Regions from separate parts of the Homo sapiens genome. Here region 1 is linked to region 2. The links are chromatin loops, found by intact Hi-C in ENCODE. Cell type or tissue: sigmoid colon. All regions are shown on one strand. Links, peaks and the distances in the headings refer to the core of each region. The heading gives the core; the rest is flanking DNA.

Region 1 (5,379 bases), core at 258-5,257, 180 kb before region 2:
CGTAGTAAAAGGGAAGATGAAAATAGAAGTATATGAACTAAATTAGGAGGAGGACTTGGCTTCATTAAAAAAATGAGAAAGCCATGTTGTGCTTTTTTTAACTGCCACTTTTCCAAGTGCAGGACTAACAGTTTCAGATGTCATTATGCTACCAGTCTTGGTAATTTCTAATCATGTTTTGTCTAAAGAATATTTACATTAAAATGAGCCAGCCTCTTTAAAGTCACATTTTAGTAGTGAGAAAACCAATGTCCGTTTTTGGAAAGGGAGCCCTTACCTCAGCTGGTGTGAGCGTTTTGTGGAGGTCTGCGGTGTTTGTGACTTGTGCCAGAGGCCTTGAGCTAGAGGCAACATAAGAAGGAATCAAACTTCCCTTTCTGTTCGGTATGCCTCTGTACCAAGACGTTTTGTTGATTGATTCATGGCACGGTGATACAGGGTGCATGGTATCAGATGCAGGGAGTGGAATATTGTTGAGATTGGGGCTAGAGGGTGTGTGTGTGTGTGTGTGTGTGTGTGTGTGTGTGTGTGTGTGTGTGTGTGTGTGTGTGTAGGGGAGGAAGGAATGGAAGGATGAAACCATTTGGGAATGTGCTGGAAGACATGCTTTTGAGGACAAGCAATGCGATTTTGGCATTGGCTGGGTTTCTGAGCCAGTGATGAATGTAGTGCATTGCTATGTGACTGGGAGTGTGATAGAGAGATATTCCGCTGGTTATTTCCCTCCACCTGCTTCTTATCAGTGCCATAGGGCAGAGTCTCAATTCCACTTGCCAGAATGCTTTCTAGGAACTCTTTATGCTCAATGGAGGTGATGTTTTCCCACTTGCTATGCTGTGCCTTAGGGAACAGGAACTGGTATTATCACATAAGCAATCTCTAAGTCCCTTGGAAGATTGTCTCATTCATCAAGAGGGAGAGGATTCTGATTTTCCTGCCTGGCTCCTCCAGGAAGTCTAACTTCTTGCAGGGGACCTGTTCTCTCGGCCCACTTGTACAGCATGTATAAAAGGAAATGAAGACTTTTGGGGATTTGTTGATTCACTTGTTTGGAAATTGGGGTTATGTAAGCCCAATTTGAGTTCCAGGACTCATCTATGATTGCCTGGATTAAATCAAAGGACACCCATGTAGGCTGGACGTGATGGCTCATGCCTATAACCCAAGCACTTTGGGAAGCTGAGGCGGGCGGATTGCTTGGACCCGTGAGTTGGAGACCAGCCTGGGCAAGATGGTGACATTCCATCTCTACTAAAAATACAGAAAATTAGCCAGGCGTGGTGGTATGTTCCTGGTCCCAGCTACTTGGGAGGCTGGGGTGGGAGGATCACCTGAACCTGGGAAGTCGAGGCTGCAGTGAGCTGATATCCTGAGATCATGCCACTGCACTTCAGCCTGGGCAACTGGAGTGAGATCTTGTCTCAAAAACAAAACAAAACAAAAAAAACCAAAAAACAACCTGCGTAATTGTAGATTTTTGTTGTTGTTTGATATACTGTCTCTTTTCCTGGAAAGAACCCTCTCGTGGGAACAGAAATGTTGAATTTAGTCCTGATGCTGTCCCTAACCACCCCGTGACACTGGTCCCAGGAAAATATAGGAATTGTCTCTCTTTTTCTGTCATCTCAGAGCTTGAGACAAATGTTCTCTGAGGTTGTTTTAGCACCACACTGTGATTCATCTTCGAGACTGTTCACAGCCCTTGATCTGAATTGATGGAGCTGTGGGGGATCATACCGCCACTGCCAGTGCTGAGAGCTGCATGTGGTGCGGTCCAGTGGCTACAGCGTTGTCTTTGGGATCTTCACTTGGCACCACAGCGGATTTGTATAATTATTATGTTGACTGGAACTTAGAGTGACTCAACTGCCTTGAACAGGAACCAAGAAAGAGAGGAACCAAATTCCAGAAGAGAATTTGCCAGAACATTCCAGCATATTCCATACTCTAGGGTTGTCTTATAGGGTCTGAGGGTACTTCTTGGTTATCTACTCATGTGCGTCTGACATAATTAAAGGCCGACTTAGACCCTATCAGAGAAAATCAAGTTCAGACACTTAGTCTAAATGGAAGTAAGGAAAACGATTACCTTTATCTCATTATCTTAGTTCTCTTTGGAAGATATATAAGCTTGAACCATGGTGACAGGTGTTGCCTTTAAACATGGTGACAGGTGTTTTCCTTTAAAGTCCTTGGCAAATCAACTCATAGACTTCTTCAACTTCAAAAAAAAAGTTTTTTTAAAAAATATTTTAAAAATATTTAACTTGAGGATCTTCATTGAAAATTGGTCATCTTTCGTGAATTTGCTTAAGTAGGCTTTGATCTCTTTTTAAAGGATTCCTTCCTGCCTGATACATTTGGTCCTTTTAGAATTCGGGCTAGAACAATTCTCCATGAAGGTGGACGTGTTAAAATCTATTTGGTTCATTGTTAGGATCACTCACATTACAAGAGAAATTTCGGTCTTGAGTTTTTGTTTTTGCTTATTTGCTTTCTTGGAAATGTTTCCACATCAGGTCTTAGAGGAGTTGTAAAACAGGAAGGAGGAGTTGACATGCTGTTTCATAACCAATGCTTGCTTCTCGCCTTGGATACTAACATTTTTTCCATCCATTTCCCACATAAAACATGGAGACAAACACCAGAGCTGCTCCTGAGAGGTGCTGAGTCATAGGAATTGAAGGGGGCTGTTGGGCCCTCGTGTGTGGGATGGGCTCAAGAGCTATCAGTCTACAGAGGGAAAGGTTCATCTCTGTCCCTCATTGCCTGCAGTTTCTCTTTGGCCCTGGCTTTTTCCGTTCACAGCTGCCCTCGACGTTCATTTTAATCAAATTTCACCTGCATAAAAGGGCTATGGGCAGAGAGTCTTCTCTGTGATGGAGCGCAGCTATCCTACAAGTATGTAGCCCTGATTTAGTAGAGAAGAGGCAGGAATTGTCGAGGGCGGAGGAGCAGGAGAAATGGTGCACAAGGGAGAGGGGATAATGACAGGTCATTCAGGGATGTCTACGGAATGTGAAAATGCAGCAAGATGGGTTTCGGTTTCTTTTTTTTTAGGTCCGACAGAGATTCCTGGGATAGCTGCATCTTCATGTTGTACACGCATACACTTGATTCCCATTATTCACTGGAGCTATGTTCTGTAAAGTCGCTGAGACTTTATAGAAAGCATCACCCCAGGGAAAATACACAGTGAGGCTTCTGCGAACCTCTGGTCACAATGTTGTTGTCAAGCAGTCAGTGCATAACTTTGTTGTATGTATTTCTATTGTGTGTTTCTGTTGGTTCCTTTACATTGCACTCACGCCAACAGCACTGTGACTCACGCCTGGCCGAACCTCATCTAACGCACGTATTTTCCCCATAAGACGCATCCCAGCCTTGTGCTTCAGGACATGAGACAGCACTGCAGCATCTGGGGGCCATTTTAAGCAGCAAAGTCACCCAGAAACTACAACATTTCAAAAAACTGGCACTGTGAATAGACTGCGAAAAGGACACTTGTTTACGGAGTGAGAGCCTTGTTCACCCTCAGCTGGGAACATGTGCATTTGGTGACACAGCCACACGCTGCATGTTTGAGAATGACCATGAAAGCGCTGCAGGTACTGATTTTGGAGCTACAAATAAATGTTAGCCAATAGGCAAATTCACAGACACGGAATCCGTAAATAACAAGGCTTGGCTGTGTGTGTATACATAGTGTAGTGTTGATAGTGTGTATACACAATACACATTGATATTTTGGGAGAGATTTTGAAGAAGTCACCATGAAAGCCAGTGTGTCCGTTTGGCCCTCTGGAAAGCGTGCGGTGAGGAGGAGTCAGGGTACAAGTGTTTAAATTGGGGACATGGCCTGAGGAGATGAAAGAGAGGTGGGGACTGAGTAGGGAAAGCTCCACACCACAATGCATAACTGATAAGGTTTTGGCCAACAAGCCAGAGAACCCTAGAGCAAAGAGTGCCCCTTGCTTACAGCCAGAGGGCCTTGCTCAGTGAATATAGGGGGCTAGGAGTGGGGAGGCATCTCCAAAGGAGCATCGTGGATTTGCAACTCTGTCTTTCTGGAAAGGATATGAGAGTCTTGCCCTCTCCCCCAGGGCTGACACAGTTGTAAACCAAACTTTTGACTTCAGTTGTACATATCAATTATTTTGCACCCACATTAGATTGAACCAAATGACACTGGCTCTTTTAAATTAAAAGTGGTCAAATGCTGGCAGCCTCTTAGGGTTCAATTCAATGGAATCTTTTAAAGGTGCAATAATGCTGTTTGAAATGAGGAGAACGCCTGTGTTTTGTTTGCTGAGAGAAATCCACTATCTCTCATCCAGAAGATGATTAGACCCATAATGGAAGCCAGTCAGTGGCATGAGGAATCATGGAGATGATTCTCACCTGGTTGATTGGATCAGACGTTCCTAGCCCGAATGAGGGTGGAAAGGGAACCAAGAGATGAAGTGGATTGTTGGGTTTATGAGAGGACGGTGGTTGTCTGTCTATAGTTAAGGTTGTTTAAACTCATGACCATGAGAATGAGCTTTTTCTGGATAACTCTTTCCTTTTCCTTCTGATTTTTGAGAGTGCTGAAAACTCAAGTCCTGTATTTAAAAATTCCATCGTTGAAAACATGTTTCAAGGACAGATGACACACTTATGATTATAGCATCTGAAGTGATGGGAATATTAAATAACCTTTGGTTGGACATGTAACCATCAGGGCTCCACTTGGTCTTAAAACCAAACACACACAGTTCTTGTCGTTAAAGATATCCATGGCCTGGCACAGTGGCTCACGCCTGTAATCCTAACACTTTGGAAAGCCGAGGCGAGGGGTTAACTTGAGCCCAGGGGTTTGAGACCAGCCTGGGCAACATGGTGAAACCTTGTCTCTACAAAAAATACAAAAATTAGCTGGGTGTGGTGTTGTGTGCCTGTAGTCCCAGCTACTAGGGAGGCTGAGGCAGGAAAATCACCTGAACCCAGGAGGTGGAGGTTGCAGTCAGGCACCATCCTGCGATTGCACTCCAGCCTGGGAGACACAGCCAGACTCCATCTCAAAAAAAAAAAAAAAAAAAAAAAGACTTACACAGAGAAAGCCTGAAGCCCACAAGAGCAATTAGCAAAAGGAACCCTGACATAACAAATACGGTGGTGTCATTAGCAACCAGGTAGTTAAGCTCAGGGGTTGCTATGTGTCATAAACTTGAAAGCTACATTGGCCACGAGTAACACAAATGTAGGTGCTAATCACAGATAGTTGGTGGGCATTTCAAACTTTCTCTTCATATCTATGGATACCCAAAACAGTGTGCTTCCATTTAGAAGGCTTCCATTGGGAGGCTGAGACAGGAGGATTGCTTGAGTCCAGGAGAT
Region 2 (5,379 bases), core at 221-5,220:
CCCGCCCGATATATATTTCATGTGTGGGACAGGGTCTCACTGCATTGCCCAGGCTGGAATGCAGTGGCATGATCTTGCCTCACTGCAGCCTCAGCCTCCTGGGCTCAAGCAGTCCTCCCACCTCAGTCTCCCCAAGTAGCTGGGACCACAGGAATGTGCTACCACACCCAGCTAATTTTTCGTAGTTTTTATAGTGGCAGTGTTTCACCATGTTGCCCAGACTAGTCTCGAACTCCTGGGCTCAAGCGATTCACCCACCTTCGCCTCCAAAAAAGTGCTGGGATTACAAGTGTGAGTCACTGCGCCTGACCTATTTATTGTTTTTTAAAGACAGAGTCTCTCTCTGTTGGCCAGGCTGGAGTGCAGTGGCACAATCATGGCTCACCGTAGCCTCAGCCTCCTGGGCACAAATGATCCTCCCGCCTCAGCCCCCCCCCCCCCCCCCCCCCCCCAGTAGCTGTGAGTGCAGGCACGGGCCACCACACTCAACTAATTATTTTTATTTTTTGTAAAGATGGGGTCTCATTTTGTTGCCCAGTCTGGTGTTGAACCCCTGGCTTCAAATGATCCTTCCACCTCGACCTTGCAAAGTGCTGGGATTACAGGCATAAGCCACCACACCCAGTGCCAATCTTAGTTCTTTGCTCGTTATCTGAATTTTCACCATATTTGCATACACCTGGAGTATTTTCTTAAATTGAAACAGTTGCTTTTTATTAGATATACCAATACCTGTTAGTTTACGAGTTTCATTTAGTTCTATTGTTCGCATAACATACATTTAAATAGCTATTAAATTTCAAACATTTGCCCTCACGCTACTTAAAATTATTTTGAGTACCGTCAGAAATGTGGAGGCCACAAGAGAGTACTTGAATGCAGCAGTTGTCACCTTTTCTCCAGCAGCTTGAGAAAGGGCATAGAGTGCTATCTGAGCTGGATTTGAACCAGAAGTTTTTAGGCAAAGTAAGAAGAGCACTTCAAGAAAAATAAAGAGCAAACCCCAGCATTTTTGAGGAGAATGCGCCATCTTGGTGATGCGGACCTAGGACACATGATGGCAGGAAGGAGGAAAAGATGCTGGCAAGTAGGGTTAGTGGCACATTAACACCAGCTGAGACACGGGAACCTGTCCAGTTAGAAGCCGTTGATTCATTGTTGAAAGATAAAACTGGATGTAGTGTGAGTAAAGGATGACCTGCCTGCTTGGTGAAAAATTAGTAACCACAGAGGTGGCTGTCAAAACCAACCAGCAACCAGGGAAAATGCTTATAGTGTGCTAGGTAAAAGAGAACAGGGATACAATATTCTGTGACCATGATGATTATACATAGAAATTAAGACGCACAGGCCAGGCGCGGTAGCTCACGCCCAGCAAGTAATCCCAGCACTTTGGGAGGCCGAGGCAGGTGGATCACCTGAGGTCAGGAGTTCGAGACCAGCCTGGCTAACATGAAATGAAACCCCATTTCTACTAAAAATACAAAAATTACCTGGGCGTGGTGGCATGCGCCTGTAATCCCAGCTATTCGAGAGGCTGAGGCAGGAGAATCGCTTGAACCTGCGAGGCGGAGGTTGCAGTGAGCCGAGATCATGCCATTGCACTCCAGCCTGGGTGACAAGAATGCAACTCTGTCTCAAAAAAAAAAAAAAAAAGAAGAAAGTAATTAAGATACATAGAGAAAAGGGACTGGAAGAAATCCCCCAATGTGAGAACAGGAGTTGTGTTGATTGTTTAACAATGTGAGTTAATTTCTCCATCTTCCAAATTGCTTTCTCTTATATTCCCAAAGTCATATCTTGACTTTTGTTTGAGTGTGATTTGCAATGGTGCTATCCGTCGTAAATCTCTGGTTTAGCATTCATGCTGTCTTCCAATTTCCAAATATTGAATCCAGAATTCATGAGTGTTCCAAGGTGCTGGAGACCACACTGTAGGGCTGGAGGACATGAGCGTCTCTGCACCTAGCTCTTCCTAGTAGCTGACTTGCAGCAGGAGCTGAGGCTTCTCCTGGCATCACCTCCACTACAATTCTCTGTGAGCATTTCCAGGAAGCAGCACCCCCTACCCTAGCCGAGGCCCGTCCAAGGTTGTCTCGTTGTCCTAGCCCGCCATTGCCCTGGGAGGAAGTAGCCACATGAGTTTATGGCCTGAGTAATGCTTTTCCCTCCTGGATGCTCCCCACATCTAGAGGATATGAAAATAGTCTTGGCAAGGGTGCCTGGTCTGCGCTTGTCAGCGGCCTGAGCTGTATTCAGCCACCACCCTTGGGGTCCAGGCCAGATGTTATGGCAAAACCGTATTTTAACGAGATCCTTCTGGTATTTCTTTTGGACGCCGTCCGAGGCAGCTTCATTTTACGCTAAATTCCATGTTATGGTGGGTCATCTCAAACAGGTCTGCAGCGCATAAAAATGTTCTCACTGCACTCTGTTTTCTGTAGCAAAATGTTGTTGGAGGTTAGGATGGGAGTTGAGGACTGGGCCTTGAGGGTTTTTTTCATATAAACACATTAAAATGGAAAGCTGATATGAACACGTTCAGTGATATAGACTGCAAAGGCAAAAAGAATTCTCCCCAGCATATTTTTTTTTCTTTTTACCATGGATGTAATTGGAGTTTACATATGATAAGAACTGCTTCTTGGGCAGAAAATGTAATCCTCTGGTGAGACTAATCCATCATTGTTGAAGTGAAGGGAACTGGTAGTGAATTCGCCCCACAGATGAAGATAGGATTTCTAATTCCCTCGCCTTTTCTGTTTACTGTTCCTAACTCCGTGAGAGTGTGCGTGTGTGTCTGTGTTTTCTTCACCATTTGATTTTTCATCCCGGCTCCCACTTCCTCATCCTTGGCCTCTCTCGCATCTTTATTTTTATCACACCCTCCCCACCTCCACCACCTTGTCCCAGCACTGAGAGGAAAGTGGGCAGCTTTCCAGGCAGCTGCAGTCCTGCTGGAGAAACCTTTATGATCCAGGAAATATTGACTGAGGAGAAGCTGTGCTGACTCCGCTATGAATAAGGAGGTTGGAAAACTGTCAGCATTTGCAGAAACAAAAGGAAGTGCTACATATACGTTTTGGTTTCATAATGACTGTATTGTAAAACCCCTTCTCTTTAGCCTACTAGATTGGACAAGTGTGTTAACCAGTGGCTGTTTGGTATCCATTGATCATAGAGCTAGACCAACAACCAAAGTTGTTTACCTCTCATAAGGTGGCTTTTGCAGGCGTGCCAAAATCATATTATGAAACTCCCAGCCACAAATTCTGACATGTATTTTCACTTCCTATCCAATAAGGGATATCCCCACCCCTTTACTCCCCGACTACTGTAGTCATAAAGGTACACTCCTAGTTCCTCCCTCTCTCTTTCTCAGCTTCTCGGTCCCTGTGTGTGATAAGGTTTCTTGTTGCCCTGTGTGGCATGGTGTGGCACGCCCCAGCATACTCCCTTCCTTGGGAACTGAGTAATAAATTCTTTCAATGGCATTAGCCTCTTTGTGTTGTCACTCAGTCACCTCCATAAATTAAAACCCTTCAGGTTTTGTTGGCACTGTAAGGTAATTTATTTTCTCTACATAGGATTTTAGAATTGAAAGGGACCTTGTAGATCATTGAATTCCACCTGTCCATGGGTCAGAAAAGGGAGCTGGGGAAACTGTTAGGGGGCAGATCCAGGCCTTGGAGCACCTGGTTAAATGTGTTCTCCCCATAAGCCTAAGAAATGGTACCAAATTCTTATGTCATTGCATCCAATATGGTCCTTCCTTCTTTCTTCTCTTCTGTTTCTTTCCTTTGCTCTCAAGACTGGTGTATCACTTTGTCTCCCAGGCTGAAGTAAAGTGTGTTTGTTATATTGCAGTGGTTTTTTATTCGTATTATTATCATCATATTGTTTTTTGTTGTTTTTTTCTGGATATTTTTGATCTGTGGTTGGTTGATTTGGTGGACGCAGAACTATCGGATATGGAGAGTCAACTGTATATAAAATCAGGTCAGCACACTTTTCCTGTAGAGGAGCAGATAGTAAATATCCTCAGCTTTATGAGCCATGTGGTCTCTGTTGCACCTACTCAACTCTCCCATTGTAGTGTGAAAATAGCCATAGACAACACATCAACTCATGGGTGTGGTTGTATCTCAATAAAACTTTATTTACACACACTGGCAGTGAGCCAGACTTGGTCTGTGGGCCTCAGTTTGCAAGCCCATGATCTAGGCAATGCACAGATAGCAGATGGTGTCCCTCAGCTTTGGATAGCTGTAAGTATTACAAGTATGTGAGTCTGTTAAATACTTAATAAAAATTCCAGTTTTAATGTTACAAATTGATACCCTTGGTATTTGTTTTAGCTGAAGATGCAAAACCAACTCCACAGCTGCCTGAGTATTAAATTCTACTTTTCTCTGCCAAATAAGCAGTATTTCTAAAGGCCAGTGATTGATAACTTAGCAGATTTTGCTGATGAATCAGGCCAACATTAGCTGAGCATAGTAGTACACTGTATAACTCAAATGGTTTGTGAAGTCATTTGTGAGGGGTGTGGTTTAGCAGTGTCATAATTGCAAGAAACGCAATACATGTACTTGGTTTGTTTTAAATGTTTATGTTGCCTAGTTAGATGAGACAAATTCTTATACAGACTGTTTCCTCTCTTGTGAGACTATTACACGTTTTATTCCAAATGGACAGGACTTTACATGGAAGATCCTACCATCCTTTATAAAATGTCATCCTTTGTGTAAGCCTTTCAGTTTATCATGATTATACTCTTTTTTTTCTCCCTGGGAATAATTTTACCTCATCTGGTTATGCTCTGTTACTGTGTGTTATGTTATCTAAGGTCTATGACCAATTGCATGCAGAGGGTGGCTTGCTTTTCAATAGCAACAACCAAGAACCAAGCAGAAATGTAAGGAGAGTAGAGCTGGGGGTAGTGGCCTTTCAGGGTGTCAATTCCCCAACCATGGTGGGGTTGATGGGACAATATTGGAAACATTTTTGGTTGTTACAATGGGAGTGTGCTACTGGCATCTAGTGGGTAGAGGCCGGGGGTGCTGCTCAACATCGTACAATGCATGGGACTGTGTCCCCCACAGCAAGGAATGAGCCAGCCTAAAAGTCAGCCATGCTGTGCTTGAGAAGCCCTGCTGTCAAGAGATTCATCAGGAATACGCCTCCTAAGTAGGTGGCAAGCCTAGCGTCTTCAGGAATGTCTCTAGGCTAGCCTACTGGTGACACCAAGGACACTAACCCATCACCCTCACACGATCTTTCATCGAGGTACCACCAAGCTCTTTGTTCTCCTGCCCTTTAACTACTTCTGCACCTGCCGCAGGGGCAGTCCTTGGTGCTTCGTTTATCATTGACATT

Evidence for each region. Hi-C counts contacts between places; a loop is a spot of excess contacts. Peaks named below come from ENCODE experiments on the same cell type or tissue, not always from the same donor. Only the 100,000 strongest peaks of a DNase experiment are listed, where the experiment ranks them.
Region 1: it touches region 2 in a loop (2.2-fold over the local background); 1 of 110 quality-filtered maps calls a loop at or near these places.

Annotation. Positions count from the first base shown.
Region 1 is chrX:9,492,347-9,497,725 of GRCh38, forward strand. All of the region lies in intron 1 of TBL1X (transducin beta like 1 X-linked), which reads left to right. Among named protein-coding and RNA genes, the nearest start is that of TBL1X, 30 kb to the left of the region's middle. In sigmoid colon, for the core only: no CTCF peak of the experiment used is centred there; a DNase peak (open chromatin) is centred at 2,685; H3K4me3 peaks cover 481 bases.
Region 2 is chrX:9,674,253-9,679,631 of GRCh38, forward strand. The region is part of intron 5 of TBL1X (transducin beta like 1 X-linked); the gene reads left to right. Among named protein-coding and RNA genes, the nearest start is that of GPR143, 89 kb to the right of the region's middle. In sigmoid colon, for the core only: no CTCF peak of the experiment used is centred there; a DNase peak (open chromatin) is centred at 2,929; H3K27ac peaks cover 756 bases.